7 separate regions of the Homo sapiens genome follow, and all the other regions are linked to region 7. The links are chromatin loops, found by intact Hi-C in ENCODE. Cell type or tissue: GM12878. All regions are shown on one strand.

Region 1 (4,000 bases), 140 kb after region 7:
CCTGGTTCTTGCCCTCAGGAGCAGTGTGGAGACATCCGCTTATGGAGGAATCACACAAATGAATGCAAAACCACATCTGAAATGCCCAGTGCAAAGGGGAGGGGCCAGGTGCTATGAGAACTTGCAATACAGGAGCTGACCCAGTGAGGGAGGTCCCAGGTCCCTTCTCTCCGAGAAGGTGATGACGAAATGTAGTTCTCACCTGAAATAAAGTAGCAGGGAACCGTGGTGGGCAGGGCTGCGGAGCAGAGGAGGGGATTTGTGCTAAAGGAAACAGCAGCAGTGCTGGGGAGGCATGAAAGGGTCCAGGATCGGGAAAAGCGTGTGAGTGCTCATGATATGCCAACAAATAGGAGCAACAAAACAATGGGAATGATTAACATAGAATCTGGGATCAGAGGTGTTGGTGGTGGTGAGGAATGATGTGGGGGGTGCAATCTGAGAGGGGAACACAGGGGCTTCAGCCATATTGTAAAAATTGTTGTTTTAAGCAGGGGAGTGTAGTAGGCAGTTAATTTTAATACTCTTTATATGTTTTGTCTATCCAAAATATTTAATATATTTTTTAAAAAACGCCAGCAAGTCTGAAGAGAAAAGGAGAGTGAGTAGCAGAGAAATGAAGCTGGAGGGCTAGAATAGATATCAATTAGAATATACAGTCTTGCATCACTCAATGACAGGGATATGTTCTGAGAAATCCATTATTAGGTGATTTCATTATTGTGCGAACATCACAGAGTGCCTTCACACACGCCTAGATGGTATAGCCTACTACACACCTAGGGCATATGGTAGAGCCTATTGCTCCTCAGCTACAAACTTTTACAGGAGGTTACTGTACTGAATACTGTAGGCAATTGTAACACAATTATAAGTATTTGTATCTCTAAACATATCTAAACATAGAAAACGTACAATGAAAATATGGTATTATAATCTTATGGGACCACTGTCATGTATGTAGCCTGTCACTGCTTGCAATACCATGGAGTAGCACATGACTGTATATAGTCCTGCTTAACTCAATTAAAATAGTGTGATGGCTGTTTTCACTTAGAGTTGGAGAGGCACAATTATTGCTTATGTAATACTTTTAACGAAGAGCTTTTAACATGTATCTATTCTATCAAAGAGCGGTCGTGGTGTTATCCTGTTGTTGAGCATAGACTGTCAGTCCCTGATCTGCATGGTGTGTGGGACAATAAAAACAGCTCTGCTACCCTGCAAAACCATGTTCATAATCATTACGATTGCTTTGTGGTTTTTCAATTTTTTTCCATAATATGAAAAACGCTCTTACTATGGGTATAAATATACAGAAAACCGAAAAATATAGTAAAACTAATATTTATTTAGTGCAGTCTAATTTAAGTCATTAGAAACATGGAGCATTCAGGAGTTTTATTTTTTGTAAAAAACTTACCAAGAGTAGTTTGAAGAGTGCTTGCCTTCTTTTTGTCATAAACCTTACTCTATGGAGCAAACATAGTTTCTATGCCTTGGCAGAATGTCACACTCCTTTCTAAGTTTGGATCAGCTTCCAACATTTTATCCTTTGAACTTTCAATGCCATGAAACATCTTTCAATTCCTTCAATATGATTTTTTTTTTTTTGCTGATGTGTCTTTCTCTCAGACATCTTACCTTAACTTTCAATCTTTTCCTTGTTGCTGCCTTCCTAATTCTTGTGTATAAATTCACCTTCCTTAAGTTCCTCTGGCTGCCTATCTAGAGTCTTTCCAATAGACACAAGGTTCACATCTCCACAGTCAGCTGTTTTTCCTATAACTCCATTTACTTTCAATGTGAATTTCACTTTCACCATTATCATTTTTGTTTTTTACTAGACTGTCATGTTTATTAACTAATTCCCTCTTTTGAGTATTCATTTTTATAAAACGTCATGTATGTTTACCACTGGGAGCCAAGGAGGCAACACAACCACAGCTTTTCTGTCTGTGCATCAACTGATAACAGATGCACAGTGACCAGTCACTGGGGGAATGTGAAGGAAGTGATGTAGTTGGTCTCTGATCATGATGTACATCTGTTATTGCGTGGTGATCTGTGGATTGAAGAGCTAACAGTGAAGTTTGTACTTCATGCATTTACTCAGAGTTAGTGTACTGTGGTAACGGAAATTGGAACTATGTTGTTGGGGGGAACTGGTGGTAACTGTGGTAACTGAAATTCATGCATGAGAGAACTTTGCAAAGTGTAGACAGCTTGTATCTACACATGAGCCAGAAAGAATCATTCAGTTTGGAGAGAGCAGAGCAGAACAGAGCAAAGCTCTGAGGAAATGAAATGCAGGACAGTTTAGGTGAGAAGGAGGGAAAAACTGGAACGTCAGGTTCCCAATAGTGAAATGCAACACAGGAAACAGTACCAGCTTCATGTTTGGAGAACTTAGAAAGTGGAGGATGGGAGGCAGAGATAAACAGATGCCTGTTGAAGGAAGAAGACTCTCAAGGGAAAAGCAGAGGATAACCAAGACCAGATGCTCTTGCTTTAATGTTTTGCTAGGTTGGCCAAGCGACTATCAATGCTTACATGGAGAATATCTGATTCATTTTGTGTTTCTCTCTCTTTTTACCCCCTGCCCCCTGACACATGATGAATGTTTTCTCTTATGATGCAAAAGAAGAAAGTATTATAAGAAGCTTAGCATCTTCAAACAAGTGTGTTTGAATGCCCGCTGTTAGGTATTTGTGCATATTTCCACATGAAGTTTATATGTGGCACTTGCCCACTGCAACGAAAGCTTGCCAAACAGAGTCATTCCTACAATGCTGCCAAGAGCTTGGGATTCACTGCAGGAGAGTGATGGCAAGTATCTGGATGAGAGTCAGTGAAGAGGTTTGGAAGATGTTAGAGAGAATTGAGAGACCATATGAAGTACTTTGTCCTGCCAATGCAATGAGTTCTAAAGTAATCCTCTCTTTAGGTTGATGGGGAACTTTGGCTTTGTCATTTTTTTTTTCTTTTTTGACATTGTAGACCAGTCAAGATCTTTCAGCAGCTCCTCTCACTTTGGAAAGAGCTTTGCCTGGAGGCCTCTTTTGTATGTTTCTCCAACTGTTCACAACAAATGATGACACAATGTTTTAGGAACAGAGAGAAAACAGTGTATGAGAAATCAGAATGGAGCCAAAGCCAGCAACCTAAGTGTATTCAGGACATAGGAAAATAAGCGCTGGGATACAGGTGAAAGATCCTGGCCTTTGAAACATGCTGTCTTCAGCATTTCTTGGAAATGGCTGTTGTTTAGATACAAAGTCACCATAATATTTTGGCATGAAGAAAGTCTCTGCAGATCTCATGTTAGTATCCTTTATGGGGTAGCTGATTAATTTGGAGAAATGTCATCTAGTTTGGGTGAGGTACAAAACATGATTTGTAATTTTCTTATTTTGGCTCCTCAAATCTGCAGCCTAATTGTGCAATAAACTCAATAAAATTGGATATGTTTTTAGTCTTGAAAATAAAACAGATTCAGCTCTCACTTCATTCCTGAGCAGGCCTTGGGAATAAACTGAACCATTTTCAGAGTTTTGAGAATGGAACTTCTTTTCATGAACCCCAAAGCCTTTGAAGTAATTTTAGAATTTTTAACTTAGGATATTTCTGCTACTCTGAGGTTCCAGTGAATTTATTTTTAGTTTTAAGAAAAGTAAAATTAAGTCATGAAATTTGAGTCCATTTATAAACAGAATAAAAAATCACCCCCCTTAATGTGGGGATTGTACCTTTCAGTTCTCACTTGGAGGCTTTTCTCCTCTATTCATGTATTTATGGCAGTAAGATTGAGCCCTTTTGTTAAGAAAATATTCCCCACTATTTGAGAACTCTAAAATAGAACAAATCCTTAAAGCAAACAGAAAAGAAGATCTTGACCATATTATCTTTGGTTTTTGTTGGTGACTTTATAGTGATTTTAATTTAGAGTTGGCTTCTGAAAAACATGACTTAAATTCCACTATGGTGAAAGAAATGACAG
Region 2 (4,000 bases), 1.1 Mb after region 7:
ATGCGTGAGTTACAAAGCATGAGGTTTTGCTTGTGCTGATTCGTGTCACAACCTCCTTGGCATTATTTAAATGTAGTGTTTGGTATGCAAATATAGATAACACCAAAAGTAACATCTAAACGAGAACAAAACAAGAACAATACAAACTGGTTAAAAATAATTCCACGTATGAACATATCTATGGACTGCAAACATTACCCTTTTAGGCCATGAATATATATTTGCAGATACTTCATCCAAATATTAACACACTTTTTCTTTATGCACAAAATTTTGTGTGTGACATATACTGAATGTGTGCTCTCTGTATTTAACAAAGTTGCGGGGGTGTGTATTCTTATTTCTTCCACCCAAATAAACAAGCAGACTGACATCACAAGGCTTCTTTTTACTTAGGCAGAATATTGAGCAAACAAATATTTATTCTGGGTTACTCAGCTGTGATACATAAGGGGATTCATGACATGCTATGTCTGGTGCCTGCTAAGCTCTTACGAGATAATTGCACCTTGGACCACCTAGGACATCACATTAAATGGAGAGACCTGATTTTAAAATTTAAAAAACACAGAATGGGCAGAATTTAATCAGTCATGCTTCTATAAAATTAAGGAAGATATAAATAAATGGGCAACAGAAAGGTGCAATAAAACCAGGATTAATCAAACCGTGATTAATTCAGGATCAGATTAAAACCAATAGTGCCAGCTGTATCTGATCCATTCTGCAGCATTATTCTCTCCTGCTCCTTTTTGTTTTCCCATTTTTCCTCCTTCTCATTCCCCTTTGCTCTCACCCCTAGGGCACCCTCCTTGGTGGATAAACCTGCAGGAGAGTTAATTGTCACATACATGGATTTAATCACATTGTCCATCACATTTGGGGGCCCTGCCTTCAGCGATCCATGACTAATTGTTGTGGTAATTTTTCAATCATTAACAGCAGCGCATATGCTGCAGACAAATCCCAGCGTGCCTGCTAAACCCCAGTGACATGCGGCCCACAGGCTCCAGAAGCACCACTACACCAGCCCCCAGCCCCAATCCTATTAGTCATGCGTCGTCATTAATATACATCTATTCCAGGGATATGTCAGGCAGCAATGAGGTCGGAGGGGGCTGAGCATGCTTTATAACACAGCCTTGTTTTCAATCTATTCTTTGAAAAAGGAAGAGGAAGAGGAGGAGAAAAGGAAATTAAAACTCCATGTGGGATAAGGAGCTGGGGGACTATTCTGAATTCCACTTGTTTCTCATTCATTTTCAGGCAGGCTCCTGAGCTGTGGCAAATGCCCTTTCTTTGGGTTTCAGCAGTATTAGCGATCTCCATGGCAACCACCAGTACGCATCTGCTGCACCACACTGCAGCTTCCCTGGGCTCAATTCTCAAGTCGCCCTGGTGTCAGACGGGGCGCACCATGTGCACTGGTGGGACAAGACCCTGCCTTGGGGAATCATCCAGCTGATTGAAGCCCAGCTCTAATCACCACATAATATGAGCCAACAAGATCATACAGAATATGATCTGCCTACACTAGGCAATAGGATTCCAGGACTGCTATTTATTTTTCATTTTCCTTTTCTTAAGGGCCTTTGTTGGTTAAAAGCAAAGAGCCACTAGAATAGCTATCTAACAAAAGGGATTAATTTTAAAATAGGTGGTACAGTGTTGCTGGTAACATTTACTTCAAGCAAAAATCTCATATGTCCTTCATTAAAGGAATTATTCAAGAGGAAATTAAAAGTCCTGGAGTTTCCCTTTGGTTCTTCGTAAATGAAGGGCTAGTTGGGATATTAGCCAGAGCAAGAAAAGGTAAGAGAAGGATTCCTGGGTTTTTGCTGAAATTCTGACTCTTGCTATGGAGTCTCAGGAAATTCCCTCTTATACCCAGTTTCCCCAAGATTAAAATAAGATCTACTTATTTTAGGCGCTTAGCACCGGATCACTAACAAGGCCTCGGCAAGACTTAATTAATACGTGCAATTCATTTTTAGCTCCTCAAATGAAAGACGTTTGGTGCAGGCTCCACTATTATGAAATGAGGGGCCGAGCGCCCTCTACTGCTGCTTCTGGGTCAGTCTCTCAGTGGCTGAAACCCCTCAGTGGGGTTCACTTATTGTTAACATGTAACTCTCACACTCTAGCTTAGAAAGCCTTTTCTGATCAGTAAGAGCAGGAAGAAAGGAACACAGGAAGAGGAAGAGAACCAGATAATAGACTGGCTGTTATAAATAGAATATACCTGTACCAAGACTATTCAAAGGTACTTGAGGTTAATACAGCAAAGGGAGAAAGGTCTGCGAAAATTCAGAGTGCTCAATTTTGTATCATGAACACATATTAAAAAGATAAAAAAATTGAGTCTCTTTACTTTCCACTCACCTTCTTCCAGGACAATGATACTTATAGGATCTCATTGATTTGTCTATTTTCTAGAAAAGTTAGATGAAAAAGAAAGCCTTGTTTTTCTTGGAATTTTTAATAAACACAGGACTTAGATTCCAACTTTGTTTTTCAGTTTAGTAGCAACAAACCCAGTCCCATGCGCTATACAGAACTACACAAACTATACGGAACAAATCCACTTTGAGCCTTACATATAGTTACTAGTTATTCTAATAAAAAATTACAGAGGAGAAAATAAAATGATCTGAATATTACTCTTATTCTTTTTTCCATTATGTAATGATGATACTTAACATGTATACATCTGGAAATACGAGTTTGGTGTAGAGCTGAAATTGGGTAGTGTATAGTCATCCCTCAATATCTGCAGGGGACTGGTTCCAGGACACCCTGCAAATACCAAAACCTGAAGATGCTCAAGTCCCTCATATAAAATGGCATAGTATTTGCATATAATCTATGCGCATTCTCTTGTACACTTTAAATCATCTCTACGTCTACTTATAAAACATAATACCATGTAAATGCTATGTAAATAGTTGCTATACTGTATTGTTTTTTACTTGCATTTTTTTTCCTGAATATTTTTGATCCACACTTGGTTGAGTCTGCGGATGCAGAACCTGCAGGTATGGAGGGCCAACTGTATTAAAGAAATTCTGCTTCTTTATCAAAAATTAACTCCTTTTGGAATGGTGTTGTGAACAATAATATTAATAATAAAATAGATAATAATGAAGTCTACTACTCATTGAAGTTTTATTGTGTCAGAAACTATTCTAAGTGCTCTGCATCCATCACTTTTTAATTTTTACAACTCTTCAAGGTCAGTACCAGTATTATTCCTATTTTTGAGATGAGAAGAATGAGACTCAGAGAGGTAAGTATCTTGTGTAAGGGCACACAAATGACAAATGACAAAACTAGAATTCAGATGCAGAACCTCAAAATCCTAAACCCACAAAGTAAGCCATTAAACTATATTGAAAAACACTGATTAGAAATCTAGCTCCCTTAAAGGAAAAAGAAAAGTTGTAAAAGCTCTGTTCATTCTTATATATTTCCTACTCCAAATCCAAACCTTATCTTTTTAGAAGCAATGACCGCATATTTTTCCATCGCCTTTAATTTTTTCATGAGACATTATCCATTGACACTTGAAGCGAGTCATCCTGACTGACAGAAACCCAGTTCCTTTAAGAGATGCCGAGGGCAGTGTACAGAACATTCTACACAACTAAATTCCAGAGCCTGGCAGAGGGTCTGAGACTTGCTGGGGTGGCAACTAACAGCTAAGTACTGGATCATGACATGCTGCAGTGGGAGAAGGAGTTTTCTCAGCTCTCTGCAGCTGTTTAGAGAGAAAATCAAGAAGGTATCCAGCGGAGGGATTAGCTACTGTCACCCGCTGAAGGACACACAGCAGGGATATGAAGTGTGGGGCGGGGCTCCGCACAATGGGAGACAGGCCGGTTCTGCTGTGAGGTAGTGAGAACCGAGTGGGGTCAAGGCAGTGCAGCAACGCACAGGACAGGAACCTCGGTGGACCAAGCAAGTGGTGAGTGATGATAGCTGCATGAGGGAAAACAGCAGG
Region 3 (4,000 bases), 320 kb after region 7:
ATTGGAATACCGGAGCTCTGAGAATCCAGTCCGGTATGGCCAATGCTGGGTTTTTGCTGGTGTCTTTAACACATGTAAGTATCCAACTGAGTAATTTCTTTTTAATATAAAGGAAACTTCACTCTAAGACATTTTTTCTATAACCTAACAAAGAGACATAGCAGCCCCTGTTGACACTATAGAATTTATGGGTGAGCCATTCTGGGATGTAGTCAATGCATAATTAAATTGTAGTGGGCCAAATATGCTCATAGTTTCTCTTTGACTGCAGAATCTTTATAGAAAGAATGATAGACTATATCCTGTGTAATCCATCACTTAACACCCGAAGAAATAGAGGGTTACAGTAAAAATATAGAGAAAAAAGCCATTTTCTTTTCAGCCACCACATTTTAAAAAAACTAAAACAGTTAAAACTAAAATAATAAATAACAAAAGATATATATTGCTTATTTATCATTGAGAAGTTGTATAAATATGCGTATTTATTTATTATTGAGAATTTTATAAATATATACACTTAATTTTTATCCCAGTTATGGAAGGTATTATAGCAGGTGGTCTCATATTCATTTTTCCACATTTCTCAATGCCCCTGAGCAATTAGAGATCAGAACATAATGAACAATCTTTCCCTCTCCAGTTTCCCCTCTGGTTTTTAATCCACCCAACATCCAATCTGTAGAGGAAAGCATATGAGAACAGAATTATTCTCTTCAGTGTCATGCATCATTTTTCAGAGGCATTTGCCTCTCTAGACCCAGACGATATTACAATTAATTCAGTGAATATTTTTAAAAATACATTTATTTCAGTATGTCTTCATCACTGGTAATGATTTTCATTCACAAGTCATTTCTACAGCCTTGGAGAAACATTAAGCTCAAGTTGGGGTGTCCTTTCTGCCTGCTCATTAATAAAGAATTTTTACCTAGCTAACATTTTTTAAATCAAAAACAAAGGGAGGGGTTGGAGGCTGGAGGGAGGTCATTTAAAAAAATGATTACAAAACCTATTTGTTTTAGCTCAAAGTCTCAACAGTCTAAGACTTGGTGATCTAAATTTAAAAAAAAAAAGTCATGAGTTTTGTTTTGTTTTATTTTCCCATAGTATCAAACAGGATAAGATTATTTTCTTAGCCATTTAAATATAACCCAGGGAAGAAGGAATACATATTTCTTGGGAGCAATGAAAATCAAAAGTATAGTCCCCTAGAAGCACTGGTCTCTGAAGTTCCAGATAGAAGCCGGAACTTCATGGTAGGTTAAAGGTTGGAGGTCATCCCATCCCTCGAGGCTCCCAAACCAAGACAAGGTAAAAGATGCCCAACAGAGGCAACCACTCTTGTGAAATGATTTTAGAAGACAGAAAGGACCCAAGTTCTCCCCATGCCTACAATTTCACTATCCCAGTGTAATTCCTTCCGGCTCACAACAAGATAAAATAGTGAACACCTTACATCCGTTCGTGTCTTTGGCATAAAAAGGTTATCCAATCTATGCCTGAAAACAGGCTTTGGCGGTAAATCAAGAAAAGGCAGAAACACACAGTGGGGAAGTCACAACGAGAGTAAACCTGAAGATGGAAATTGGGGGAAGGAGGAACAGGTGCCCTAAAGTCAAGCCTCACTTTCTTGAAATTATGAGTAAGGCAGAGTCTTGACCAAGTCGTGTCTGGGATAATGTGAATTAGTGTTCAGCCAGAAACAGAATGAGAGTGGCAATCGTTTTATTGATAAGACCCTGGGTGAACAGGGCTGAAAATCAAGAAAGGAAAATGGGAACGGGAGGCCCGTGGCAGCTGCCACTGTTGTTTGGGGCATTAAGATCAAGTCCTTTAAGGAGGGGGACCCTTGAATCTCTACCAGACTCCAGTTTGGACTTCCAAGGTTGTTCTGTTGAAGGAGGTGGGTAGTCTTTGGTTAAAAATGCTAAACTATTCTGAAGGAGAAAATAAAAAGGCAAGCCAAGTCATTAATCTTAAAATTGTCAGCTGAATTATTTTCAATGAGCCCTGATGTCTGGTGTCCTGGGAGGCAGGGAGGGCATTTGGATTAAGTTTAATCAGTAGGTACATATGGCAAGAAAGGTATTCAGATAATTTGTTATCTATTAAAATGAACTAAAATGAATCTGTGGTGTCACCCACCAATGCATGTCACAGGAGCAAATTCTGGCCAAGACAGCAAATTCCACCAAGGACCTACTCTGTAAATTCCTAACTTCCTATTAGTGGGTTTTTAAAATTGTATTTTCGGGAACATAGTCCCATTCATGGGACTAAAATAATACTACGTTGATGATCAAACGCTTAGAAACGAAACAATTAGAACCCTGTTGGGATTCTACTCTAGTTGGCTTCACCTGACACCAGCTGCAATTCTGAAGGATCACACAGCAAGATTTCTCTCTACCGCCCCCATGGGGTTGAATGACCACCCTTTTCCAGCATGGAACATTTGAGAATAACATGTCCAAAGGGCTTTTCATGTTGGGTCAGGAAGAAAGTCCCCTACAAGAAGGGTTTTTTCACTCTGTGTTTATTAAATGCTGGTGATGTGTTTAGCTGTGGTCTGTCCTTTCCTGTAGTTTTACGATGCCTTGGAATACCAGCAAGAATTGTTACCAATTATTTCTCTGCCCATGATAATGATGCCAATTTGCAAATGGACATCTTCCTGGAAGAAGATGGGAACGTGAATTCCAAACTCACCAAGGATTCAGTGTGGTGAGTTTGATTGACAATGGCATTGGCTGATGTCACATTATAGTAATGTTACACATTTACCACAAGATAGACTCAATCTGATGTTTCTGTTCTATTTTGAGGACCATTCAACAGCACAGGCAGAAAACTCTGATTGTCAAAGAATGTTCTAGCAAATGATTAGAAATGTTACTGAAGAGACAGTTTGGGTTCCTAGTGATAAAAATCAATCATTCCTTATAATAGCAACCACCAAAAAAAGGTCATAGTTTTAGCTGCTGCATATGCCTATACTAGTTCCTCTCTACCTTGATATATTAATATTACAGTTAATAGCAGAAGTATTGGAGCCAAGCGTTCTCTGGGTCAGTGCCCTGGGACTAATAGAGCTAACATTTATTTAGTATTTACTATGCATCGGTCTTGGTGTATGCATGATCTTATCCAGTTCTTTTTAGTTGTATCAGGTGGATGTTATTAATATCGCCATTTACAAATGAGGAAACTGAGGCCCAAAAAGGCTTGCTCACGGTCATACATCTGTTGAGCTGGGAATAAACCCAAATGCTTCTGACCATTAACCACAACCTTTTAAATGACTTCAGCAGTATAGGTTTTCTTTTCGAATGTAAAGATGAGATTCTCCTTGATTATATTGTCACCTTTCATTGAGATATAGAAATGGGAGTAAAGCTGAAATTGTTCCCCAAAACCAGCTGTGGGGTTCTCTCACTGCCCTGAACAGCTTTGTTACAAGCTGGCTAGAGGGAACTTAAGATCCCAGGGAAATTCCATTTTTCCTTGAGACCCCCTAAGTCCAAATCAATACACTAAGAAGAAACGAAAAAAATCCTAAGAGTTTAAGTAGGAAGAATTTTTATCAAGGTCTGTGTGGGAGGAAATTGGGGCATAAGTTCCTCTGTGGTCAGGCATTGAGCTAGGTAGAACTTCTAAGCCAAAAATGAGTCTCATGCACAAATAATAAAGCTAAAACACTTTCTGTTATACAAGCATCCAAATGGGGATGGTAGGAAGTTACAAGTTCATTTTAAGCAAAACTAAAAGTTAGAAGTGCCTGAACTTCATGTTACAGGAATGGATCACAGTTGTAGCAGCAGTATTAACTCACCAGTAGGGGCACACATTCATTGGAGAATGTTGAAATGAAATTGCTGAATGAGTAGCAAAGTGCTACCATGAATTAAAAATAGTTCGGTTCATTGGAAGGGAATGAGCTGAGCCATAGTAAGCTGGAGGGCACGTGTAAGACAAAACCTTGTCTCTGTAAATTGAA
Region 4 (4,000 bases), 52 kb after region 7:
GTCACTAGTGCGGATACTGTAACAATCGTGTCTCATCTCAGGGCATGCTACATTTGATTTCAAAATTTTCAATATTTTCTATTTCTGATTTCAGGTGTGGTGCCACATTTACATGATGAGATAAATAGAAGATTACTTTACAGAATTATTTTAGAATGTTTCACATGGTTTTCAATAACTAAGGAACACCGTGATATCATCATTAGTGTTTGCTACATCAAGTGAAGGCATAGGCAGTAACACACATGCCTCGTCCAAAAAGAAATCAAAAGGGCTATTATTCTTCATGGGCCCATTTAATTTCCACTTTAACTTCTCCCAAAGACAACAATCAGCAATTTTATCACCTACTGGAGAAAGGTATTCCAGGGCCTCAGGGCTCATCAAAATGAATGTGTTTTCTATAACATCTAGTAGTTATTGACTCCTATACGCTAAGACATGTCGATAAACACAGGCCACCATTTTCTCTGTGCTATTTTAACTACTACCATTTTTGCATTTCAGCACAAGAGCTGCTCTTAGTCAGAAAATGCCAGATGGTACTGAGGAATCAGACTCATACTATTCCAGAGCAATGTCATCTGCAGAAGAGAGCCAGTAGCTAATTGACAGAGGTGCCCTTGTTGTTTTTATGGAAGTCAAGATGTCCTACTTCTATCACTAGACCTGTCCTTCTATAATTGGCTTGGGTCTCAAGCTCTCTTTGGAACTTTATTCTAGGTAGGATCTTGCCTCTTCAATTCTGTCTTCCGATATAACTCTACAGTTCCTTCTTCTTCTTCAAATGGTTTTTCTTTACTTCTCTAGCTTTGAGAAATCCATCCTTCTCTTCCTCAAAGTTATTTTAGTTTTTCTTTTCTTCACCAATCTTTGGGTAACTATTGTTTGTTATTAGAAATATCTTTTTAAAAAATGTATCTATTTTCTATCTTTACAGCCAACTGATATTTCCAGACAGCTAAATATTTTGCTTCTTTCTCTCCACTTTGGAGCTTCCATGGTGGTTTTCCCTTAGTGGGTGTCTAATTAATAGTTGTTGGTGAAGAGATTGCTGTCCTGAGACTTGCTGTATCCTGATCAGATCAGAAGAACAGTCCTATAGGGCATGATAAAATCAGGAATTAAATAGTGAAGTTTAGCCCAAACCAAGACACCATACGGTATCTTGGAGTAGATTTCCCCAGAAAATTGTTAGTTACTCAATAATTCACAGTTACAGAATGAGTCACAGAAGATATGGCCAGGAAATTCTTTTTTACATGTCATTCCAAAGTTAGCTTGTGAGTGCGGCCCAAGTCCAGTGATTTCCAATTATCTGTCTTTGGATGGATTTGCTATCACAGAGTCATGTATGAAATATTTGATTTCTGCATCCACCTTTCCAGGTCGGAATATCATAGCAATATGTGGAAATTTAGCAAAACAGAGGTAATTCTTTTTAAATTTTTTTTTATTTTTTAGAAATGTACTGGGGCAACTGTAACAGAAGTGATTCTGATAATCGTTTGAGAATGATTGTTCTAGGATAGTAGTTTTCAAAGTGTGGTTCCCAGACCGGTGCATCAATATCACCTGAGAGCTTGTTAGAAATGTAAAGTCTAGGGCCTAAAACGACTAACCAGAAACTCAGGGGTGGCCCAGCAGGTGTTCTCTGCTCCAGATGATTCTGAAACATGTGAGAATCACTGTTCTAGGGACATCTTATCATTATAAGAATCTATTATTTGTAGGGAAACTTTTTGGATAAAAATTTGTCTGATTGTTTACAAATATGTGACACTGCCAACAATTTGCGATCTTCTCATTTAACAGATTTTTTACTAAGTGTTCCTATATGCCAGATATTATGCTAGGAAATAGCATAATAGGAATAGAATGATTTATGGAAATGAAGAGACAAGTAAGTCTCAATATTCTGCCTTAAGGAGGCCTTAGACTCAAATGGGATATGCCATGTGAACAAATATGATTCGGTGCTATAAAATGTATGTATAAAAGGTTAATTCTGTTATGACAGATGTGGTCCAAGGAAGACTTTTGGGTTCTGCCCCAGTTCTGAACCCTGAGAATTACATGTAGAAGTTAGATAGGTGTTGAAATACCCACTTAAGACTTTAAACGACTTAAGCAAGTTTGAAGAATGAAACTTGGAACTTCTGGCCTTTGCAGTCCTCCTGTCCATGTGAAGACCTGCGGTTTACTGCAAGAGAGTAACTGAGTCTGCAGAGTGAATATTCACCTAGCCAGAGGTGTGACTACAGCCGGCCTCCCCATGGCAAGTGCAAAACAGCCCAGAAGAAGGAGGTCCCATGAAACCATGAGCTCTAGCATGGCTGTCCACCGGAGCAAGGGGGCGCCCTAATGCTGTATATTCTTGCCTTGTACCTCAGGAGCACTGAGTTAGGGGAGAAAGAGGTATTCCCTCCTGGGAATGACGTCTAAGTCCTTCCTCTTTAAGGAAAACACGTGGAACTAAGTAGTTAAGTGCCCTCTACCAAAAGCCAGGAGTTTGTAGGCAGATGAGCAGAAGGAGGGAGCATTTCATGTGGAGGGAAGGGCACAAGCAAAGATCCTGGGGCCTCAAATAACAAGGAAAATTTATAGAAGGTTGGTGTGGGGTTTGGTTGTTTAATTTTTCAGTTTTTATCTTCAGTTAGGGTCAGCAGACTAAATTACTTTAAACATTAGAAAAGGAATTTCACTGATTTTAAAACAGAAAAATGGGGCCGGACGCAGTGGCTCATGCCTGTAATCCCAGTACTTTGGGAGGCCGAGGCAGGTGGATCATTTGACATCAGGAGTTTGAGACCAGCCTGGCCAACATACTGAAACCACCCTGTCTCTACTAAAAATACAAAAAATAGCTGGGCGGGAGTGGCATGCGCCTGTAACCCCAACTACTCAGGAGGATGAGGCAGGAGACTTGCTTGAACCTGGCAGGCGGAAGTTGTGGTGAGCCGAGATCACACCACTGCACTCCATTCTGGGTGACAGAGTGAGATCTTGTCTCAAAAAAAAAAAAAAAAAAAAAAACCAACCAAACAAAAATAAACAAAAAACAAAAACAGAGAAAAAATTGAAAAGATATACTTGACCAGTAATTAGAGACTATAATAAAAGAAAATGAAATCATATTATAGGGTTTTATATTTACTTTATTTACATTTTATATTATTTACTTATAGCTGTACATTATTTATATTTATATCTTTTATTAAGAACTGGAAAAATATGGAAATGCATTCTCTACAATGTTAACAATGAGTACTTTGAAATGTGAATCTGTTGTTAGTATTATTATTATAATTTCAGAGAGAGGGTCTTGCTGGTTGCCCAGGCTGGAGTACAGTGGCACTACCATAGCGCACTGTAGCCTTGAACTCCTGGGTTCAAGCTATCCTCCTGCTTCAGCCTCTAAGTAGTTTGGACTATAGGCGAAATTATCGACAGCTTGAATCTTCTTTGCTTTGTGATTTTCCTTGTTTTTTCAGTTTTGGGAAGTGGCCATGTATTGCTTATACAATTAGGAAAAAAATGACAGTAGATCTTATTTATGAGGCAGAGCTGCACACTTGTCCAATGAATGGCCATGGATGATCTGTTCATTTTGCCTGTCTTAGTCATCAGTCTGGATGATGATACAAACACAAATGGCTGTGGCCATCATTAGTCGTCGTGAAATGGATGTAGCAGTTATGATTTGAGGAGGTTCATTTGCTGAATATACAGCCAATCTCAGCCTTTATTACCACTTTATCTTTTTTTGTAAATTTGTTTTTTTAATTAAAGAAATAGATTCAATTTGAAAATTGAGTTCTAAACAAAGTAGTTTTATCAACTATTTCTAAACATTCTATTGACTATTTTGGAATTGTTAAAAACAACATATTTCCTTTTTAAAGGTTCTTTGGCAAGAAAGTGGTTTAAATTCTTTATTTATTCTCCTTTTATGGATCGATTTACTTTTATATAGTTCATGAAAACAATCTAAATGTTT
Region 5 (4,000 bases), 1.1 Mb after region 7:
AATGCATAGAGCACGCCCTCAGTCCTTTTCTTACTCCTACCAAAGATTCCTGCATGTGGCCCACATTCATATAAGAAGTCTTACTGATACACACTTGGAGAATATTCAGTGTTGTGCTACTGAAAGCAATGCTGTGACTAAATACCCTGTTGAGTTGAAGAGTAAATGCTTTTATGATTTTAATAAATATTGCCAAAACGCCCTCGATAGGTGTTGTATAATATTTTGCACTAACATTAGCTCAATACTTTCCACAGGCGCCAAGGCCATAGAACTAACTGGTGGAAGAATACAATGAGAGTGTAGGTCCCAGACAAAGATCCAGGGCTTTGCTGATAAAAGAACACCAGCTCGACCCTCTTACGCAGCTCCCACTTAGATAAAGCAACAGTTGAGTACCCACAGACACGATTCCCAGGGCTGCCTTCCTTGCCCTTGCTGTTTACATCTCGTCTCTCCCCTAAGAGAAGAAAAGAGTGTCTTCTGGACTCAGTAAATGTGGCTGGCAGTCATAAGGAAGAGGAGGCACTTTTAAGGCCTGAAGCATCCATGTGGGAATACAAATACTGATTCTGTTTCCAAAGCCCACCTCACACGCAGCATGAAGTCATTCATGACCTACACTTCATCCCTATCTAGGGCCTTACAAACCTGGCAATGCCACCACTGTGACTCTTTAAGAGCGCCATATATATCCTATGCGTCCACACAACCATGTACCCTGGAGTCCAGCGCTGCAGAGTGCCAAGTGGAATAAAACCATTCCTACTACAAAGTTAATGGTAAATACCACCTCTTCCCTCTCACAGAGGGTAATAAAATCCTCCAGTGTGGGACCTCCCAAGCATACAGAAGATATTAACACTATTTCAGCCACAATGACTCCTGCTAAGACAAACACAAAGCAATAGGGGAAAAATAAAAGGCAGGCGATTTCCTCCACCATTGGCAATGGTATAACTGGTCCCACAGCTATTATTCTTCTGCTTGGCAGAAAGACCAATGTGTGCAAGTGCAGTTTCACACTGTTCCCCTGGGACTCCTCTACACAGGGATCCTTTTGACTAGTGCTTGGATCGTAAGATGATATGATCGTTTCTCTACCTCACAATGAAATGAGAAATGGAGTATGGCACAATTTAATGGGCCCCTCATTCTGAAATCTGGGTATGGGTTCAGAGGCACCAGGGTAAGTGATCACTCCCGTGCTCTCTATCAAGCAGCAGAGGGGACAGTCCAATAGCATCCCGGCCTCAGGCAGAGCCACAGCACAGCCCTTTGGTCCTCGATCCTCCTCGTCAACCTGTTCTCGAAGGAAACTATCTTCAGATCCCTGCAGGCTACACAGAGAGGCATTGTAAACAGAAGGCTCACACACCAGCCTCCACAAAGCTGGTCGGGTGGGGGACAGCCTGGATCTAAGAGCCAGCACAGATCTAGAAGCAAATCCCAGCTTTATCACTTGCAGCTGAGTGACCTCAGGCCAGTTACTTAACCTCGCACTGCTTCAATTTTGTCAAAAATAAGAATATCTCACAGAGTTTCTGTGACAATTCAGCATGGGGAAGTGTGTAAAAAGCCTAACACAGTACCTAGCAGCTCATTAACACTCAGTGGGTATTTTTTTTCATTGAATGTCATGAAATTCAGCTCATAATCTGAAACATCTCACTTTTTAATAAAATATGAAAAAATAAGCATGTCTAAATTGTGTTCCTGGGTAACTGACATTTACTGTTCATTTACTATATGCTGGGCACTGTGCTAAACACGTCCCATGCCTGCTCTCACTTCATGCTTACGCTGATGTGAGGCTGGCATATACACTGAACAATCGTTACTCTCATTCCCACTTTGCAGATGAGGGAAATGTGACTGCAACAGCTCACGTATCTAATCTCAGTTTACAGTAGAGAGTAAATGCCAGGATCAGAACCAGGTGTGTGGGACAGCACAGCCCCATGCTGCCCTCCACTGGAGCAGACAGTGCAACACCACATTAACTCAGCTTCCAACACAAAGCACACTCATGAGACCAAGAAGGCACGGTCTGTGTCCTTGTTCTCCTAACACACAACAGTGACATTTATGATTTAAAAAAAAAAGAGAGAGAGAGAGAGAGAACCAAACAGGCATAGTCTAAGTTGAAAGATAAAAGGTGATATGGTTTGGCTGTGTCCCCACCCAAATCTCATCTTGAATTCCCACGCATTGTGGAAGGGGCCCAGTGGGAGGTAACTGAATCATGGGGGCAGGTTTTCCCATGCTGTTCTCGTGATAGTGAATAAGTCTCATGAGATCTGACGGGTTTAAAAACAGGAGTTTCCCTGCACAAGCTCTCTTCTCTTGTCTGCCACCATGTCAGATGGGCCTTTCACCTTCTGCCATGATTGTGAGGCCTCCCCAGCCATATGAAACTGTGAGTCCATTAAGCCTATTTTTCCTCCCAGTCTCAGGTATGTTTTTATCACCAGTGTGAAAACAAACTAATACAGTAAATTGGTGCCAGCAGAGTGGGGCGCTGCTGAAAAGACATCCAAAAATGTGGAAGTGACTTTGAAACTGGGTAACAGGAAGAGGTTAGAATAGTTTGAAGAGCTCAGAAGAAAACAGAAAAATGTGGGAAAGTTTGAAATTCCCTAGAGACTTGTTGAATGGCTTTGACCAAAAGCTGATAGTGATATGGACAATGAAGTCCAGGCTGAGATGGTCTCAGATGGAGATGAGGAACTTGTTCGGAAATGGAGCAAAGTAACTTTTGTTATGTTTTAGCAAAGAGACTGGCAGCATTTTGCCTCTGTTTTAGAGATTTGTGGAACTTTGAACTTGAGAGACATGATTTAGAGTATCTGGCAGAAGAAATATCTAAGCAGCAAAGCATTCAAGAGGTGACTTGGGTGCTGTTAAAGGCATTTGGCTTTATAAGGAAAGCAGAGCATAAAAGTTTGGAAAATCTGTAGGCTGACAATGCGATAGAAAAGAAAATCCCATTTTCTGAGGAGAAATTCAAACTGGCTGCAGAAATTGGCATAAGTAACAAGAAGGTGAAAGTTAATCCCCAAGACAATGGGGAAAATGTCTCTGGGACATGTCAGAGGTCTTTGTGGCAGCCCTTCTCATCACAGGCCTGGAGGCCTACAAGGAAAAAGTGGTTTCATGAGCCAGGCCCAGGGTCCCCATGCTGTGTGCAGCCTAGGGACTTGGTGCCCTGTGTCCCAGTTGTTATGTGGCTGAAAGGGGTCAATGTAGAGCTCGGGCTGTGGCTTCGGAGGGTGCAGGCCTCAAACCTTAGCAGCTTCCATGTGGTGTGGAGCCTGTGAGTACACAGAAGTCAAGAATTGAGGTTTGGGAACCTCCACCTAGATTTCACAAGATGCATGGAAATGCCTGGATGCCCAGGCAGAAGTTTGCTGTAGGGGTGGAGTTCTCATGGAGAACCTCTGCTAGGGCAGTGCAGAAGGGAAATTTTGGGTAGGAGCCCCCACACAGAATCCCTGCTGGGGCACCACTTAGTGGAGCTGTGAGAAGGACGCCGTCCTCCAGACCCCTCCAGACCCCAGAATGGGTCTGGGGTCCACAACCAAGAAGAACCAGGAGCCTGCCTCCTGCAGGATGGCACACTGTGGGCTTGCGGCAGGAGGGAGGCAAAAAGCTTCAAGTCAGAGTCTGGGATGGGATAAGCTCCATGACGGTGCCAGAAGGAAGTCAACAGCTTGCACCAGGCACCTAGAAAAGCCGCAGACACTCAACACCAGCCTATGGAAGCAGCTTGGAAGGAGGCTGTACCCTGCAAAGCCACAGGGGCAGAGCTGCCCAAAACCATGGGAACATACCTCTTGCATCAGCAGGACCTGTATGTGAGACATGGCGTTGAAGGAGATCATTCTGGAGCTTTAAGATTTTACTGCCCCACTGGATTTCACACTTGCATGGGGCCTGGTAGCTCCTTTGTTTTGGCCAATTTCTCCCATTTGGAAAGGCTGTATTTACCCAATGCCAG
Region 6 (4,000 bases), 440 kb after region 7:
TAGGTCTAGGCAAAAAGCAACCAAAGCAAAAATGGACAAGTGGGATTACGTCAAGTTAAAAAGCTTCAGCACAGCAAAAGATACAATTAACAAAGTGAAGAGACAACTCACAGAATGGGAGAAAATATTTGCAAACTACCCATACGACAATGGAATAATAACCAGAATATATAAGGAGCTCAAACGACTCTATAGGACAAATTGAATAATCCAATCAAAAGATGAACTAAAAATTTGAATAGACGTTGCTCAAAAGGAGACAGACAAATGACAAACAGGCATACGGAAAGGTGCTCTTATCATTGATCATCAGGGAAATTCAAACCAAACTACAATGAGATATCATCTCACCTGAGTTAAAAGAGCTTATATCCAAAAGATAGGAAAAAACAAATGCTGGTGAGAATGTGGAGAAGAGAAAACTCTTGTACACTGGTGGGAATATAAATTAGTACAACCCTCATGGAGCACGGTTTGGAGTTTCCCCAAAAAACTAAAAACTGAGCTACTGATCCAGCAATCCTACTGCTGGGTATATATCCAAAAGAAAGGAAATCAGTATATCAAAGATATATCTGCACTTCTATATTTGTTGCAGCACTATTTACAATACATAAGGTTTGGAAACAATCTAAGTGTACACAACACATGAATGGTTAAAGAAAATGCGGTACTTATACGCAATGGAGTCCTAGTCAGCCATAAAAAAGGATAAGATTCTGTCAAATGCAACAACATGGAAGAAACTGGAGGTCATTATGTTAAGTGAAATAAGCCAGGCACAGAAAGACAAACATTGCATGTTTTCTCTTATTTCTGGGTCCCAAAAATCAAAACAACTGAACTCAGGGACATAGAGAGTAGAATAATGGTTACCAGAAGGTGGAAAGGATAGTAGGAGAGTGGGGAGAAAGTGAGGATTGTTAATGGATACCAAAAAAATAGAAAGAATGAATAAGACCTAGTATTTAATAGCGCAACAGGGTGACTATAGTCTATAATAATTTAATCTTACATTGTAAAATAACTAAAAGAGTATGAATGGACTTTTTGTATCAAAAAATGCTGAGGAAATGGATACCTCATTTTACATGATGTGATTATTATGCATTGCTTGCCTGTACAAAACATCTCATGTACCACAAAATTATATACACCTAGTATGTACTCACAAAAATTAAAACAAAAAAATTTTAAATAGTCTTAAATTATCTAAACTTCAACCTTACTAAGCTGTAAAAAAGACTACATCTAAAGTACGAAGAGGAAGGAAACAATAAAGATCAGAAACTAAATTAAGAGGCAGTGGCCAAGATGGCTGACTAGAAGCCCCTAGTGTGTGCCACTTTCACAGAGAGAAATAGAAGGGGCAAGTAAATACAGCACCTTTAAATTAAACACTCAGGTACATGCATTGCATTTGGGCTTCATCAAGAAAACAACTTAACCCATGGAGAAAGGAGTAAAGCAAGGCAGAACAATTGCCCAACTGGGAGTAACACAGAGCTAGGGGAGACTCCCCACCCCAGAGCAACAGTCCCAGTCCTCACTTCTCCAACCTGGGACTCCAGCACAACCACCCTGCCCCCTACTGACCACTTCAATCAGAGGCAGCCCAACAGTTAAAGGAACACTTACAAACAGAGATGAGAAAGAATCAATATAACTCTAGCAACTCAAATGGCCACACTGTCTTATGTATCTAAATGACTGCACTAGTTCTACAACAAGGTTTCTTAACCAGGCTGAGTTGGCTGAAATGAAAGAAATAGAATTTAGAATATGGACAGGGACAAAGATTATCAAGATTTAGGAGAATGGGAAAACCCAATCTAAGGAAACCAAGAATCACAATAAAATTATATGGGAGCTAACAGACAAAATGGCCAGTATACAAAATAACCTAATTGATCTAATAGAGCTGAAAAACAAACTACAAGGATTTTACAAAGCAATTGCAAGTATGAACAGGAGAGTAGATTAAACTTAGGAAAAATTCTCAGAAATTGAAGACTGGCTTTCTGAAATAGTCAGAAAAACAGCAAAGAAGATTTAAAAGGAATGAACAAAACTTCCAAGAAGTATGCAATTATATGAAGAAGCCAAATCTTTGAATCATTGCCATCCCTGAAAGGGACAGGGAGAAAGTAAACAACTTGGAAAACATATCTCAGGATATCATCCATGAAAACTTCTCCAGCATCAGTAGAGAGGCCAATAGTCAAATTCAGGAAACCCCTGCAAGATTCTACACAAGAAGGCCACCCTCAAGATACATAATACTCAGATTTTCCAAAGCTGAAATGGAAGAAAGAATGTTAAAGCCAGCTAGAGAGAAAGGTCAAGTTCCCAACAAAGGAAACCCCATCAGGTTAATGTTGGACCTCTCAGCAGAAACCCTACAAGCCAGAAGAGATTGGGGGCCTATATTCAACAATCTTAAAGAAAAAAATCTTCAACCAAGAATTTCATATCTAGCCAAACTGAACTTCTTCAGAGAAGTAGAAATAAGAAATTTTTCAGATAAGCAAATGCTGAGAGAGTTAATTACAACAACACCTGCCATACAAGAGATCTCAAAAGGGGCACTAAATGTAGAAAGACTTACAAGCCAATGCAAAAACACACTTAAGTACACAGGTCAGTGTAAAGCAACCACACAAACAAGCCAGCATAGTAACCAGCTAACAACACAATGACAGGAAAAAATCCACACATATCAATACTAACCTTGAATGTAAGTGGGCTAAATGCCCCATTTAAAAGGCACAGAGTAGGCCAGTCACGGTGGCTGACGCCCGTAATCCCAGCACTTTGGGAGGCTGAGGTGGGTGGATCACTTGAGATCAGGAGTTTGAGACCAGCCTGGCCAACATGATGAAACCCCTTCTATACTAAAAATATAAAAATTAGCTGGATGTGTTTGTACACGCCTGTAATCGCAGCTACTCGGGAGGCTGAGTCAGGAAAATCACTTAATCCTGGAAAGCAGAGGTTGCAGTGAGCCGAGATCGCACCACTACACTCCAGCCTGCGTGACAGACCAAGACTCCGTCTCAAAAAATAAATAAATAAAAGGCACAGAGTAGCAAGCTGTATAAATAAGCAAGACCCAATGGTATGCTGTCTTTAAGAGACAAATCTCACACACAATGACACCGATAGGTTCAAAATAAAGGAATGGAGGTACCAAGCAAATGGAAATCAGAAACAAAAGCAGGGGTTGCTGCCTAATTTCAGACAAAACAAACTTTAAATCAACAAAAATCAAAAACGACAAAAAAGGGCATTACATAATGATAAAAGGTTCAATGCAACAAGAAGAGCTAACTATCCTAAATATATACACAACCAACACGGAAGCATCCAGATTCATAAAACAAGTTCTTAGATACTTACAAAAAGACTTAGACTCCCACACAATAATAGTGGAAGACTTCAACATTCCATTGACAGTACTAGATAGACCACTGAGGTGGAAAATTAACAAAGTTGTTCAGCACCTGAACTCAACATTGAACCAAATGGATCTGATAGGCCTCCACAGAATTCTCCACTCAAATACAAAAGAATATATACATTCTTCTTATTGCTGCATGGCACATACTCTAAAATCAACCACATAATCGGATATAAAACAATCCTTAGCAAACGCAAAATAACTGAAATCATATAAAACACACTCTCAGGCCACAGCACAATAGAAATAGAAATTAAGACTAAAAAAAGTTGCTCAAAACCATGCAATTACATGAAAATTAAAGAACCTCCTTCTGAATGACTTTTGGTTAAATAATGAAATTAAGGTAGGAATCAAAAAGTTTTTTGCAACTAATAAGAACAAAGATACAGTATACCAGAATCTCTGGGATACAGCTAAAGCAGTGGTAAGGAGGAAAATTTGTAGCACTAAATGCCCACATCAAAAAGTTAGAAAGATTTCAAATTAACAACCTAACATCACAACTAGAAAAATTAAAGAAGCAAGAGCAATCCAACT
Region 7 (4,000 bases):
CACCAGACTGGAGTGCAGTGGTGCGATCTCAGCTCACTGCAACCTCTGCCTCCTGGGTTCAAGTGAATCGCCTGCCTCAGCCTCTGGAGTAGCTGGGACTACAGGCGCATCCTACCACGCCCAGCTCATTTTTTGTATTTTTAATAGAGACGGTGTTTCATCATGTTGGCCAGGATGGTCTCGATCTCTTGACCTTGTGATCCATCCGCCTCGGCCTCCCAAAGTGCTGGAATTACAGGTGTGAGCCACCACGCCCAGCCAAAATTCTTAGAGAACTCCACATCATCATTTTTCACTGAGTCTCTCAAATTACGTAGCTGACTTGGCCTCTTGGGCTAATGTTGTAGTTTTCCTTCTTTCTAAAAATTGCCCTTTTGCCTTTTTATTGTACTTTCTGGAAGGCTTCACTAAATTTCTATTCTAACTCTTCTCTTGAAACTTTCATTGTTGCTATCATATTTTTTAATTTCTAATAGGATTTTTCCACCTCCTGAATATTCCTTTTCTTGTGGCATCCTTTTTTCATGTGTGCAATATTTTTTATTCATTCTTCTGAGAATGTTAATGATAGTTTCTTGAAGTTTCCTTTTGCTTCTATTTTGAGTTTTTTTTTCCTGCTTTGTTTGGGCTTCATATTTTATGTTAGAGATAAAAGCAGATGCATTTGGTTTGGAAAGACAAAGGATTTTTCCCTGTTGAAGTAACGTAGAATGAAAAAATAAGGTGATACAAACATTTTAAGGGCAAAAGAGGCAACATTGAGGAAACTCACATGAGGCCAACTTCAACTCTGTAAAGTAGAAGTTGTTTCTCAAATTGTGAGATACTGTAAGGGCAAGAGCTAAAAATTGGAAGGAAACATTTGGAATATCTGCAATGCAGGAATCAACAAATGCTGAAAACTGAGTTGCAGTGAGGGCTCATCTGAAGTCCCACAGCCTAAATTTGCAGCTGGTCCAATTGGCATAGTTTGGTGACATTCTCTAGTTAGTCTTGGCCAGATGGGGTAAAGACAGAAAAGCAACTGCAGGGTGCTGGGCAAGTCAAGGTAAGAGGCAAAGAGTAGAGAGACAGCTGAGGGGTCCGAGGTGCTGGAGCGCCCTGGCGGGAGGCCAGCCACAGGCTGCGGTAGTAAGGGAATAAAAGGACGTCTGAGGGACAGAGGGGCAACTCTGGTGAGGATCAGTGTCCCGGGAATTTTTCAGGCAGTGTGGAGTCTGCTTTCAGTCCTGAAGGAATGCATGAGCTGGTGGAGGCCATGACAGCATAGGAATGTAAAACAGTTCCACATCCTCTTGGAATCAAGAGGCATGCATTCACATCCTGTCTTGGTGGGACCTGGTAAAGTCAGGTAGTCAGGCTGGGAGTCAAAGAGATTGGATTTTTTATGTCCTATGTCTCCCTAGCTTCAAATCCACCCTCTCTAGAATAGATTGCAAAAAGGGGAATTTCCATTACAGCATATAGCATTCGTCCTATGAAGAAACCCCCTCGCTCAGTGACTTACACGAAAAACTGGGGTATAAAACACCCATAACATCTGGCCTGCTGCAGAGCTGGCTTCAGGAACAATTGTGGACCATTACATCACTCTCTCCGGTCTGCAGGCATTGGCGGGTACATGCGGATCATAACCACCAGATGGCGCTGTTGGCCTAAGCTCGAGCACAGTCCACAGCCTGGAGGTCCTGGGAAAGCCTGACCTGAATCTAAAACTTCTCTAAACTCCCTAATTTGATTCAAAAGCAAAACAGTAGAATACTTCTGCACATCCCAGCGAGGTCAGAGTATAGCATCTGCGTGGCCCGTAGGCAAGTCATCGGTGGTTATTTAAAGCCCGAGTTTAAGAAAATGACTTCACAATGCAGAGAAACTGGGGAGCCGGCGCTGGTCCCTCAGTCCCCGACATGGAACGCTCCTGCACCCGCAGCGGAGTGGCTGGCAGCGCCGCATGGAGGTGGCGAGCTCCAGGTCTCACGCAGCGTCTGTCTGTGCAGTGCCCAGATGGCAGGGGCTGTAGAGGCCTCTAGAAACCTGCGGCTCGGCTGCATTTCTCCAACCTGCCATCCGCCCTCACCACCCCAGCTCCAGGCCGCCGCACTTGCTGGCTCTGGCCACCGCCAAAGCCCTAGGGACGGTGCACTCTGGCTGCGCGGTGGCCGCGGGAGCCGGTGGCAAGGGACTAGGTCCTAGGGGGAGAGACTTATTTAGTCTCGCAGGGCCGGCCTCTTTGCATACTCTAGGGGCCCCGGGAGCTCAGCGTGTGCTTCCCACGGTTGTTTTCGAGAATAATGTGGCTTTCAGCCAGGCCAAGCCCCTCGCGGCTGGGCGGTGCGTGAGTTCCCAGGTGCGCGCTTCAGGATCGGAGGCGCCCGCCGGAGCAGGGCGTGCTGGATTCCAACAGTACGTGCTAAGCACAAAGGCCTGAGCCCGAGTGCCGGGGCCTCCATCTCGGTGGACTCCAGTCTCGTGGCCCACTTCCCACGTGCGCCCGGCTCAGGCGCGCGGCTCTCCCGGCGGGCGGGTGCACGGCCTCCCCTCCGCGGCTGCGGCTGCGGTTGCGGTGGCTTCACTGCGGCTGGTTCCTGCCAGGTCATCTGCTTTGCGCCCATCTAGGCCGCGGACAGGCGGAGGCTGATTAATTTTTCATGGCGATTCACCCGGCTGTTCATCCGAAGGCAGCTTCTGGGGCGGGAGCTGTTAAGGACCCGACTGTGCCAGGGGCTGCTCTTCCTCCGGCCGCACTAATTACTGACCTGGGAGGGAGACTCGGGTTTTTCTCCCCAGTGAGCTGTTTTTTTGCCTTTTGGCGTCTTTTGATTTCCCAAGCAAAGCTGGGGGCTGGGAATTCAAGGATGAGGGCCAGGAAAGGCTGAGGGAGGAAGGGCGCCTGTTCAGTTTAATCTTATTTGTGGAAAGCCCCCCCACCCCCAGCTCAGCCTGGAGAAGGAGCTTGGGGATGGTCACATCCTTGTCCCAGGAGCTCGCGGGCTCCTGGGGAGATGGGACTCGCAGAGTGGGGGTGAAAGAGTTGATTGACAGTGTGGGAATGTATGTACCAAGGGCCAGTGTAGTGGGACCCAGTGTAGAGGAGTCGGGGCTCCAAGAACGAGCCAGTGGAGTGAGCGAGGAAAGGTAGTGAAGGAAAATGAAACGAACCGCCGGGTGCGGTGGCTCACGCCTGTAATCCCAACACTTTGGGAGGCTGAGGCGGGTGGATCATTTGAGCTCAGGAGCTGGAGACCAGCCTGGCCAAGGTGGTGAGACCTCATCTCTACTAAAAATACAAGAAGTAGCCGGGCGTGGTTTTGGAGTGGGGGAGGACACTGGGCTCCCAGGGGAACCTGGTGTGAATGTTCCAGGTGTGCTCCTTAACCACCCACACACAGGTGGGCCATATTTCTGGGACTGGTGTTTTAAAGTTTCCCCTTCCCTCCTCCATTACATAAAAATTTGAAAATTTACAGATATGTATAGAGAAATCGCTATGCAGAGGAAAACACTGGGATTTTTGTGTGTGTGTGTGGAGGGAGGGGAGTTCTATCCAGGTGTTTTCCATGTGGATAATTTTTACCTAATTGTATGTTATACATGTACGGCGTACGTAGTGTTATGTTAAACATTGTGTGTTTAGGCATTTAGAAAATATGATTTTTCATTATGAAACTAGTAGATGTTCTTCTCAATTTTTGGAAAATAAGGAAATATATGAAAACAAAAATTAAATATTACCCGGATTCTAAATACATAATAATCCTTTTGGTATGTTTCCTTAAACTATTTTTTTCCTGTGGGTGTTTAATTTAGTTGAGACCATATGCTATTTGCTAATTTCTAAACATGGTCAGTATAGAAACATCGTTAGATAGAAGGCTAAATGAGAGAGGTTTCTTCTTTTTTTTTTTTTGAGACAGTCTCACTCTGTCACCCAGGCTGGAGTGCAATGGTGCGATCTGGGCTCACTGCAACCTCTGCCCCTCCGCCTCCTGGGTTCAAGCAA

What was found. Hi-C counts contacts between places; a loop is a spot of excess contacts. Peaks named below come from ENCODE experiments on the same cell type or tissue, not always from the same donor. Only the 100,000 strongest peaks of a DNase experiment are listed, where the experiment ranks them.
Region 1: it touches region 7 in a loop (8-fold over the local background); 3 of 110 quality-filtered maps call a loop at or near these places.
Region 2: a loop joins it to region 7, with 7 times the contacts of the local background. A loop is called at or near these places in 40 of 110 quality-filtered maps.
Region 3: it touches region 7 in a loop (4-fold over the local background); 11 of 110 quality-filtered maps call a loop at or near these places.
Region 4: it touches region 7 in a loop (5-fold over the local background); 6 of 110 quality-filtered maps call a loop at or near these places.
Region 5: it touches region 7 in a loop (8-fold over the local background); 11 of 110 quality-filtered maps call a loop at or near these places.
Region 6: it touches region 7 in a loop (14-fold over the local background); 6 of 110 quality-filtered maps call a loop at or near these places.

The regions. Positions count from the first base shown.
Region 1 is chr6:6,405,656-6,409,655 of GRCh38, reverse strand. The region is part of intron 4 of LY86-AS1 (LY86 antisense RNA 1); the gene reads left to right. Among named protein-coding and RNA genes, the nearest start is that of F13A1, 87 kb to the right of the region's middle. In GM12878, no CTCF peak of the experiment used is centred here; a DNase peak (open chromatin) is centred at 2,175; H3K4me3 peaks cover 627 bases; H3K27ac peaks cover 1,824 bases.
Region 2 is chr6:5,469,207-5,473,206 of GRCh38, reverse strand. All of the region lies in intron 4 of FARS2 (phenylalanyl-tRNA synthetase 2, mitochondrial), which reads right to left. Among named protein-coding and RNA genes, the nearest start is that of FARS2-AS1, 13 kb to the right of the region's middle. In GM12878, a CTCF peak has its summit at 2,056 (motif pointing left); a DNase peak (open chromatin) is centred at 2,046; H3K4me3 peaks cover 272 bases.
Region 3 is chr6:6,220,760-6,224,759 of GRCh38, reverse strand. F13A1 (coagulation factor XIII A chain) reads left to right here. Exons shown (of 15, transcript NM_000129.4): 7 at 1-74; 8 at 2,589-2,727. Among named protein-coding and RNA genes, the nearest start is that of MIR7853, 53 kb to the right of the region's middle. In GM12878, CTCF peaks have their summits at 2,430 and 3,833; a DNase peak (open chromatin) is centred at 2,415.
Region 4 is chr6:6,493,265-6,497,264 of GRCh38, reverse strand. All of the region lies in intron 3 of LY86-AS1 (LY86 antisense RNA 1), which reads left to right. Among named protein-coding and RNA genes, the nearest start is that of LY86, 93 kb to the left of the region's middle. In GM12878, a CTCF peak has its summit at 2,357; a DNase peak (open chromatin) is centred at 2,364.
Region 5 is chr6:5,420,484-5,424,483 of GRCh38, reverse strand. All of the region lies in intron 3 of FARS2 (phenylalanyl-tRNA synthetase 2, mitochondrial), which reads right to left. Among named protein-coding and RNA genes, the nearest start is that of FARS2-AS1, 36 kb to the left of the region's middle. In GM12878, a CTCF peak has its summit at 1,970 (motif pointing left); a DNase peak (open chromatin) is centred at 1,970.
Region 6 is chr6:6,103,414-6,107,413 of GRCh38, reverse strand. No RefSeq gene overlaps it. Among named protein-coding and RNA genes, the nearest start is that of MIR5683, 64 kb to the left of the region's middle. In GM12878, a CTCF peak has its summit at 1,597 (motif pointing left); no DNase peak of the experiment used is centred here.
Region 7 is chr6:6,544,880-6,548,879 of GRCh38, reverse strand. The region is part of intron 3 of LY86-AS1 (LY86 antisense RNA 1); the gene reads left to right. Among named protein-coding and RNA genes, the nearest start is that of LY86, 42 kb to the left of the region's middle. RefSeq lists enhancers at 1,548-1,597, 1,688-1,737, 1,818-1,877. In GM12878, a CTCF peak has its summit at 1,646 (motif pointing right); DNase peaks (open chromatin) are centred at 1,679 and 2,339; H3K4me3 peaks cover 1,439 bases; H3K27ac peaks cover 1,635 bases.